Regions from separate parts of the Homo sapiens genome. Here region 2 is linked to region 1. The links are chromatin loops, found by intact Hi-C in ENCODE. Cell type or tissue: heart left ventricle. All regions are shown on one strand. Each heading gives the region's core, and the rest is flanking DNA. Links, peaks and the distances in the headings are about the cores only.

Region 1 (5,385 bases), core at 80-5,079:
AAGAATCAAAAAGAATTTATGGAAATTTAAAAAATAATTGCAGAAACAAAAATTCAACACCAAGTATAAAATAGTTAAAAACATTTCTGAGAAACTGAATTAAAAAAGGAGAGAGAAAATGAGGGGAAAAAATAAAACAACTTAAGCGAGTCTATCTAGAATGTTTAATATCTGACTAAAGCATTTCAGAAAGAGAATACAGAAAAAAGGGAAAAAGTAATAAAGGAAAATATAAAAGCTAAAACAGTCTACATATTGAAAGGTCCATCTAGTAGGGCACAATGAATGAAAAAAAATTCAGACCAACACATATTGTGCAATTTCAGAACTCCAAGGATAAAGAGCCCAAAAGCTTACAGAGAAACATAACAGGTCACACAAAAACACAGAGAATGGAGTCAGTTTTCTTAATGGCAGCACTAAATACTTGAAAACAATGAAGCAATGCCTTCAATATTCTTAGAGAAATACATTTTCAACCTAGAATTTTATATTCAAATGTGAAAGCAGACTAAACATTTTCAAAATGCAAAGAGATTGACAAAAATCACCTCCTATGCACTCCTTGTTTGGAAATTACTTGTGGATTTCCTACAGCAGAACAAGGGGTAAATAAAGAGTGAGCCATGGGATCTAGAAGGTAGTAGAGCAGCCAAGGATAGCCATGCAAACAGCAAAACTGCAGTAAGTGGATGCAAGTTTCTGAGAGAAAAAGTATACAGAAAATGGAGAACTCATTAGAAGACCTAATTTTTTAAAGTATAGTTTTTTAAAAAAAAGCATTTTATCATATTGCAGAAATACAATGCAAGAAAAAATAAAATTCATTTAGAAGCCCCTTTGTAAGTTGACTAGCCCTCCAAAGAGGTCCACATCCTATTTCCTAGAACCTGTGAATGCTACCTTACAGATGCAGGTATGATTAAGTTAAACATCTTGAGATGGAGAGGTTATTCTGTATTATCTGTGTGGGCCTAATATAATCACAAGGGTTCTCATAAGGGAGAGACAGGAGTGTCAGAGACAGAAGGCGATGTGACAATGGAAGCAGAGAGAGAGAGAAAGGCTGGAAGATTCTACCGGGCTACTGGCTCTGAAGAGAGGAGATGAAGCCAACAGCTAAACTATGCAGGTGGCATTTAGAAGCTAGGAAATGCAAGGAAACAGATTCTCCCCTAAAGGATCCAGGAAGAATGCAACCCTGCCAATACCTTCACTTTAGGACTGCTAATCTCCAAATTTTAAGAGAATAAATCTGTATTACTTAAGCTACTAAATTTGTGGTAAACTTTCACAGCAGCCATAGGAAACTAATATATCACATGGAAAGAGATGTCATGTGAAAGACAAGAAGGTAACAGAAGCACCACACTTATGAGAAGCTAATGCCTGATGATCTGAGGTGGAACAGTTTCATGCCAAAACCATCGCCCTGCCCCCCAACCCTCCATGGAAAAACTGTTTTCCATGAAACCAGTCCCTGGTGCCAAAAAGGTTGGGAACTGCTGGCATAAGTGACCCCAACTGATCCAGCATGGGGCAGAAGAACTGCCCAGTTAATTCAAAAAATGTAAAAATAATAATACCTGAAATTCCACTTTCAGTCAAGATACAGTAATCGGCACCAGATTAACTCTCCCACCTGAAACAACTAAAAAACTGGATAACCCATGTGATGTGAACCAATGATGGTCAGACACTGGACATCAAGGAACACAGGACAATGATCCCTAAATGAGGAGAAGCCCTATAATTATCTCAGCTTACTGCCTGGAGAGTTTCCAGGCAATGATGCAGGGTAGGGAGAGCGGGGGTGAGGAGTGATCCCAGACTAAGCATGGGTACAGATTAAAGGCATAAAATGGGAATGATGGGAGACAGCTCTTTAGAAAGCTATCTGAAGAGATTCAAATTTGGAAATGCCCTCACCTCCCAACCCCCTCTTCAACTGAAACACATTCTATATTCATCCAGCCTTAAGATACTTTTAAGGCCTGTTGGCATCAGTACTACCTGCAACTATTCTTATATCCTGCTTTCTTCTTACACTGCTCACTGTATCTATCTCATTATCTCATATGATGCCCCTTCTTTTATGCATATCCTGGCATAAATCACAATATCTATGAGTTTAAAATAAATGTCAAAAATGTGGGGAGAAATTAAGTTATATGCAACAGGGATTTATACAAGACCAGGATCATCTTGTAAGACCAGTAGTTGGCCTGGGCATGTAGTTGAGATGGTGATGAAGTACAAATGTGGCATGGTTACATAACAGACAAGCAAGCCAGAAGAGCTGTTATAGGCTACCACCTACAGGACACATATGGGAAAACAGCCTTACCTTTGCTCTATCAGACCATCCAAAGGACTGTACAGTCACATCTAATCGTTTCATTAACATTCGTCGGCGGCACTCATATTCACAGGAAAGAGCATCATTGATTCTTTCCAGTTGTTCCTAAAAAATTTGGAAACAAAAATAATAAACTTTAGATTCTTTCATTCTGCAAAGAAAAGAAATCTGAAAATTGTGCTAAGTACTTCCTACTGAGTCAAAAGATGTACTTACTGACCATTTTCTGTTCCCATGAGACTTTATGGTAAATTATTTAAATACTAAAGCATAATTGAAAGAACATTTATGATATCCAGAAGACATTAAACATACAAATTAAACTCCACCCGTTGGTAGAGTATACTTTATCTATAATCAAATTTGTTAATTTAAGTAAAACATTTACCTGCTAAGCAGTCTGGACCAACAAGGAAAGAAAATACCAATAACTCATCTTGCTGGCTTTGAGCCTCTGTTCTTTTCAAATCACAACTGTGCTAGCACATTGAGCACTATCAATATCCTCAGCCAGGTATTTTTAAAAATTAATAATTTAACTAAAGAAATGTTAGGACATATTACTCCAGAATATCAATCAATTTTAATTCTACAAAATAATATATGCATGCTACATATTGCAAAATAGATGTTCATTTATAAAATTAAGTCATATTCACTAATGTAATTACATAAAACTAATAACAAAAAGGGGGATTTACCGCCTGTTCTGAATTTAAATCCATTTTCAGCAGTGGTTTTCCCACATGATTTTTCTGGACCTTTGAGAGAATATCTTTCACCTAAAAGTAAATATAAAAGATTGTGAAAAATGTATATTCCTAATTTAAAACAATCTTATGCTTGTTTAAAGTATCGCTCTGAACACTACAGAATAAAATATTAAAGTGACATAATTAAAATATACCATCATATACCAGAATACCACTACAATACAGAGTATCTTTTTCAAAAAAGCACATTATATTCATTCAAGCTATAGAGCACATTCTTTCCCAGCGTAAGAACGAACATACACAGACAGCTAAAGAAGTACCTAGGTTCTACTATGAGAATCTGTGTCTTAGTGAAATAACTTTGGAGTTCCTACTTAAGATAGCACTTTCTTACTTTCTAGTAAATTTTCAAAAGGGATACTAAAACCTTTAACCAGCACATTGATTTTTCTCAAATAAATGCTATGTACACATTCCAGTTGTAAGTACTCTTGTTTCATTGTTCAGCAAGACAACATAAGGGAGCAAGCCATCTCTCTCAATTACAGTCATCACATACATATTTTCATTACTTTTGCAAAGCCCCTAATTTAAATTACTTGAAACATTTTTATTTTGATAAACAAGATATTAGGCATTTACTTTTCCTTTAGCAATATCAGGGTCATTCAATAATTTATCCTCCTAACTAAAGGATTAATTTACCTTCCTGACTGGAGAATCCATCATTAGCTAAATAAAATATTTACAAAACCAAATGAAATACAGTTTTTTTTACAAGGTAACCAAAGGAAACAACCAAGGGCAGTTCAGATTTTAAGGAGCATGAAGCTTATTTAATGTTGGGGGCACTCTTTAAGGAAAGAATTCAAAATTAGCTTGGAAGCTGGGGTTGTAATGTGGAGTAACTGTAAATGGGCACAGTTGAGGTTTCTTCTGAGGGTGATGGAAAAGCTCTAAATTCAAGAGTTTGGTGATGGTTGTTTAACTCTGTAAATATACTAAAATTCACTGAACTATATATATATACTTAAAATGGGCAAACTTTATGGCATGATTACATTTCATAAATGGTGTTTTAAAAAAATTAGCTTAGAAAGAACCTGTGCAAATAAGAGACCCCAAAACTTCAGCTTTAGTAGCTTCACAGCAAATCTACATCTACAATGATACAATTTCTCTACTGATACAATTTGTACATATTTTAAAGAAATTATTAATTTATTTTCTTAAAATGGACCATTTCTGTAGATTCTCCAACTGTTGTAAATATATCCAATTTTAGGTTTTTTCATACATTATAAAAAGTATGAGTTGTAACTCCTCACTCCAGAGGAATTCTCAATGTATACTTGTAGTTTGTTACGTGTAATCACATTCAGCTCCATTCCTAGGATTCCAACATTACGTAATAGTTTTAATAAATCTGAAAATCACTTGTTATAGAGTAAGTTAAGGGCACAGGCTCTGGAGGTTGACTACCTGGGTTTAAACCTCAGGTCTACCACCATTTAGAAATTTGCTTGTTTAACTTATTAGATCTTTCAGTACCTCAGTTTCCTCACATGGTTGTCTAGGTAATACAACACAGGGGTGATGTATTACCCATAACCACGGGTGATGCGAGAACTGAGTTATTACATGTAAACATTTATAACCACCTCACATGGGTGATGTGAGAATTAAGTGAGTTATTACATGTAAACATTTAGAACAGTGAATGCTATATATTTGCTATTATACCATCACTATGTATCTGTTATAATTATACCACTATAAATACACATTTGAACAACTTGAAGTTAGAAAATAATACTTTCCTTCCCCAATGGTAACAAAGTGTCTTCTGGACACATCACATGCAGAAGAAAGAAAACATGAAAATGTTTACTTTTGGTTAAAAACTGAATAGAGTAGGAAGACCTTTTAAGTAAATATTTAGCCAAGATGGCCATAGTAACAACTACCTTATAATTAGTATGCCAGTATTTGAACCGAGGCATTACAGACTACTTCAAGTAGGGCAAAGAGGTAATTGAGAATGTTAATACTAAATAAAAACCATAAAATGGAATAGCCTCTTTGAATTATAATGAGCTCAGAAATCTGTCTCAATCTGAAATAGTCCCAGAAAATTTAGCCAACCCCAGATCAGTCTTCATCCAGAGGAAAACAGAAAAAAATTCTGAAGAGTAACTTGTTAACTCTATAAGAATGTTTTTGAGCTGATTTTCACAGACTTACTCTCTGGTTTGCAAGTTCTACCAAAAAAAATTTTTTTAATATTCTGTTTTTATCTTAATGATACTA
Region 2 (5,385 bases), core at 317-5,316, 150 kb before region 1:
TTCAACCAGGATCTTGGAAGTATCAATCAGATAACAGGTATCCTAACAGCTGAGATGCTGCTAAAAGGCCATCTGCTGAGAATGTGAGGTTTCCCATTCTGAGACTTTTTGAGAGAGGAGTCCATGTGCATGTGAGTGTAAAGCCCCCTCTGCATTTTGAAAGGGTGTCATGTCCCTGCTGTTGTGTTCTTACAAAGGAAAATCCAAAAACTTTGAATTGTCCTTGGAGGAAGGGCAAGCCAGGATAGGACACGGGCTGCAAGCAGCTCTGATGACAAGGAGGCGACATCCTAACAGGGGCAAGCAACCAGGTGGGCTCTGCAAAGGCAAAGATGGGATCTTGAGAAAGCTGCACTGTTGGCCCTTGGCCAGGGACACAGTCTCCTTCCCAATCAGCTTTTCCGGGCTGCATCTTAGGGCTTCTGAGATTCAGGGCTTTTGTGGCTCATAAATTCACTGGAACTTAAGACAAAGCTCAAGGCAAAGAGCAACAGCTGGTTGATGGGAAAGTGTGACCCTTGGTTCCCAGGGACAGGGATAAACCTTGCTCTCTTTTAAGATGGTAATGATCTCAGCATCTAAGACCTACATGAGAGAGATATAGATACTGTTCATCGTGATCAGGGACTAGCAAACCTTTTCTGAAAAAGATCCAGGTAGTAAATATATTAGGCCTTGCAGGCCATGTGGGCTCTTCACAACTATTCAATTCTGCCAGTGGAGCACCAAGCAGCCCTCGACAATACGTAAAAGAATGGACATGACTATTTCCCAAAAAAACTTTATTTACAAAAATTGACAGTGGGCCAGATTTGGCCCATAGGCCATGGTCTGCCAACTACTGATCTTGATGAGTGACATCAAGCACAGCTAAATTTCCCCACCTAAATAGGTCAGTCATTCCAACCTGTCTGGACCTTGCCCTCGTCTTCTCTCTTAGTGCTTCTTCATAACCTCAGCCTTTCCCTGCTCCAACAAATATTTCCATTGCTGAAAATATTACCCTCTTAAAATATATCATTAACCCATCACTTCCCACCTCAAAAATCCTTAATAGTTCCCCAGTGCTTAGAGTAAAATGATCAAAATCTCTCAATATAGCATTCAAATCCCTCCCCAATCCACTAGGCCTTCCCCATGCACATCCCGAGCTCCCACCATGGTGGCAAAGACACCTCTCCCCAAATATGCCAGGCAATTACCCGCCTCCAAACTTTGTCTAGACACGTCCTCTACCTTGTGATACCATTCCCACAGTCCCTACCTGTCAGTCATTCTCATTCTTACACTGTCACTTCTAATTCACTTTCACTTGAAGCCTTTCCTTTCTGTCTATGATAAATGATTTGCTCCCCTCAATGAGCTCCCATAGAATTGAATTTATCCCTTAACACAGTACGCCTTAAGTTCCATTTGCTGCCTGAGTCATCACATGCCTCCTTGCCATTCCTTGTTTTTATATGCCACAGTATGTTCAATTCAATCATTTGATCATTCATCCATTAACAGATACGTTTTGCACACCCATTGTATGTTGTGCAGTCTCAGGCTAGTGGGGAGAGACAGCTATGCAAAAATAAATAAACAATTTGCTATATTAGAGCATTTCAGATAGAGATAAATGCCAATTAAGGAAAACAACACAAGGTAATTTGTTAGGAAGAGTGAGAGTGTGGTTAGGGGCAAAGCTATTTTTCCCAGGGGAAAGAGGGAAGGCCTCTCTGAGGAGATACTGTTGGACTGATACCAACTATTGATGCTAAATTGAATATTGAATTGTGAGATGCAAACACTTATGCAAAGCTCTGCACAGAGAAAACACTTTTAAGTGGCCCTTGAATTCATAATAAAAATATTCCATAATTTAATAAATTATAATACAGTTGTTAAAAAGGAACGAAGTAGGTATAGCTATACAGGCACATATGAAAAGATATCTAAGATATACTGTTAAGTGGAAATAAAAGCAATTTGCAAAAGTATGTAATATATATTTTCATTTTTGAAATTAAAAATATTCATATGTAGACGCATGTTAATCTATGCCCAAGAAAGTCCTGGAAGGATACACAAGTGAAAGTTAAGAATGGTAGTTTCTGGGGGTGATAATGAGAGATTTTGATACTTTTGCTTTCCATTTTACACCTTTCTGTACAGTTTGAAATTTTTGCAAGAAGCAATTTTTACAATATTTTTGGCAAAAAAAGATTTTTGCCCAAAAATCAATTTATCATAAAAAATTTCCCTTCACAAAGGCTTCTTCAGTGTTTTTCAGTCTGTAACTTATGAGTACATTTTCCCTGACATACAAAGAGAAAATTCTTCTCCATTGTCCTTACCATTATCGAAACTTGTGTGCCTCCGTACGTCTATCCCTTCAATACCCTTAACACACACACACACATACCCAGAGCTGCTATGCACCCTCACAATTCAGAGGGCATTGTTTTCCATGTTCCAGTGTCCCAAGGCATTCACTGAAACTCTGCTCTAAACAGGCTGAGGTTGCCAGATAAAATACAGGACCAACAGCTAAGTTTGTTTCCAATTAACAGTGAATAATTTTTTAATGTGTTATTTTCTCAAATATTGCATACTAAAAAAAAAATGCTCAAAATTTACTCTTTGTTCACCTGGAACTCAAATGTAACTGAGTGTCCTGTATTTTTATTTGCCAAATCTAGCAACCCTAAAGCAGCCACACGTCCTGAATGAAAGACACTAAAATCTTAAATGAAGGACATTACGTCTTCTCCATGAATCTACCAAGTTAGAGGAATGGTGCATTTTTCCAAACCCTGACTCTGCCAACGTAGTTAAACATGGTCCCATGGCTCTCCTTTCACTGTCTTCTCAAAGACATATTTACGTATGTTAGGGCTTAATTGTATGTTTTAATATACCTTCTCTTGTCCTTCCAGGAGCCTTGTCAACATCCACGCTGCTTAGATAGAACGTCCAGCAGAGAGAGACAGACAACGCCTTATCTTCACATGCCCAGAGCTAGAAGTCAGCATATCTTTTAGGCAGTGGTGCTGAGCCCTGACGCACACTAGACTCACCCGAGAAACTTTCCAAACGTACCCACCCCTAGTCTCCGCCCCAGATAAATTAATCCAGAATCTTCAGCAGTGGGAGCCAGGTGCTCTGCAGTTCCCCAGGTGATCCTACGGTACAGCCAGCATTGTGAACAATTACTTTAACACCTAGGCCATCTGTACTCTACCCTCAGGCTTAAGTCCCATAAAACGGTGCCCTTCAGACTTTATGTGCACACAGATAAGCTTGGGATGCTATCAAAATGCAGATTCTGATTCCACAAATCTGGGGCGGGGCTTGAGATTCTGCATTGATAACAAGCTCCCAGGTGATGCTGATGCTGCTGACCCTTGAGACACACTTAGAGTAACAAGACCACTAAAAAAAGAACTAAACCAAAGTCATTGCAGCTTTTTACTTTACAATTCATATAACAGGGAAAATAAATATTATAATGAGATTGATAATAAAAACTTTCTTTGGATCCACAGTCGTCCTAAGACTAGCACCATATGTGCACTCCAGTTTCAAGTGGCAACTTCTCTGGATTCATTTCCTACCCGTAGGAAGCTAAACAGAAAATAACATTAGTTCGAGTTTCAGCAGACGGATCATTTTCAGACGGGAATACTCAGAAACTTCAGGCTAAACCCCCTGCCCAAGGGTCATAAAACCCCTACAGACATGCCAGGCTTGGCTGAGGAATAACTTCTCACAACTATTTTCAGATAGGAGCAACAACATTTTAGTGGAACGGCTGGGGATGTGCTGCCTAAGGACAGGGAGGTGGGTTACATGGCCTCAGAATGGCCCTGCAGCCCTGTGGAGCCATAACTCAGCACGGCTCCCATAACAGCCTGGGCCAATTCTCCAAGCAAAATTTCCATATGTAATGGACGAGAGTTCCTGAGGTTCTAGTTTGAGCCTCTCCTCTCCCACTGACCAGCTCTGTGACCTTTAGGACACGTTATGCCGCTTAAGCCTTAGATCCCTCAGGTCCTCTGCAAAATGGGAACACCAGTGGATGTTTAGATGAGATTATATGTAAAGTATTTAGTTAGCACAGTGCCTGGCACCTTAGCAGCACTGAATCTTAGCTATTATTATAGGTCCTCCTACGTCTTTAAGTGAGATGAAAATACTAGCCTTGGTGTCACTCACAGAGAGGAGCTGAGCAGCTGCATTCAATACAGCACTGAGATCAAAAGTTCTGCTTCCCTCTGGGCTGCCTTTTCGTTTACCCTGTGTGAAGGACAGCAATTGGTGCCCAGAGAGAAATATAATAATAATCACACTGTATCTGCACACATGAAGAAAATAGATCAGGCTTGAAGGGAAAGTGCAGCAGATTTTCTCCCACTTCACGGGAAGGGAAGTTTGTCTTGTGACCAGAGCTACTTCCTTTTGAGGCCAGGGAAGAAAGAACTAAGGCCAGATTGAGTTACTCTGTGTACCCTCTATAGGAGTAAAGGCTTAGTGTGGTGCTATTAGTGAGGTCTGCAAATGGCAGGGGAGAGGAGCTAGTGAAGAAAAAGTGCCATAGGTTTTTAATATGGATGAGAAGCTGCCTGCTTTCTCCTAAGCAAATGAGGAGGGAGAGAAGTAAGGAACTCAAAACTATTTGCAGGTGGTCTCTGGGATAAAGGGATAAACAGTGGAGGTGATATTATCCTGAGCTACATTTCAGTACAAAACCTACCAGTATTAAGTCCTGCTGCTGGGAGACCATCTCTGACTTGTTTCAGCAAAGAGACAATAAAAATGTAAAAATAGCAGATAACCCTTGAAATTCCAGTGTCAGCCCCAAAGAACAGCTTCCAAAGATGAAGAGTGGGTGGACTTCCAGAGACACAGATTTAGATTTCTAACTTTAGCCTGAACTTTCTGAAGCTTCTCAGCGGTACCAGGAAAAAGATTTGGTGTGAAGGAGGCTAAGAATAGCAGCTCAAATCAGACTGTGGAATTAGATGAGTTTCAATCAGCCATGTGTCCCCCCCCAGTGTCTTTCCCTCCTCCCCAGCCTCGCTGGGACAGGGACACCCATAGAGCTGGAGAGTTGGAGCTGTAAGAGAACAATGACAACAAAAGCTGACATTTCCTTAATGATTAGGACTTGCAGGCTGTATGCTAAGCACTCAATAGATGGGTTCGTTTAATATTTCCAATATTAGGAGTAACTCCATTTTACGAATGGAAATATTTATACTTAAAAATATCAAGAAACAAATCCAAGGTCAACCAGCTGGTTAAGTGGTGGAGCTGGAAAAAGAGCAATAGGTGCTGGGAAATAGAAAAAATGGAAAGAAGTAGAAGACTAAGCACCTTGATAGGAAGAGGAGAGCTTCA

Evidence for each region. A loop is a pair of places that touch in the nucleus more often than their neighbours do. Peaks named below come from ENCODE experiments on the same cell type or tissue, not always from the same donor. Only the 100,000 strongest peaks of a DNase experiment are listed, where the experiment ranks them.
Region 2: it touches region 1 in a loop (9-fold over the local background); 4 of 110 quality-filtered maps call a loop at or near these places.

The regions. Positions count from the first base shown.
Region 1 is chr15:38,471,261-38,476,645 of GRCh38, reverse strand. It overlaps FAM98B (family with sequence similarity 98 member B), which reads right to left. Exons shown (of 8, transcript NM_173611.4): 5 at 3,061-3,141; 6 at 2,348-2,464. Among named protein-coding and RNA genes, the nearest start is that of FAM98B, 20 kb to the right of the region's middle. In heart left ventricle, for the core only: a CTCF peak has its summit at 2,325 (motif pointing left); no DNase peak of the experiment used is centred there.
Region 2 is chr15:38,625,674-38,631,058 of GRCh38, reverse strand. No RefSeq gene overlaps it. Among named protein-coding and RNA genes, the nearest start is that of RASGRP1, 64 kb to the right of the region's middle. In heart left ventricle, for the core only: a CTCF peak has its summit at 2,932; no DNase peak of the experiment used is centred there; H3K27ac peaks cover 417 bases.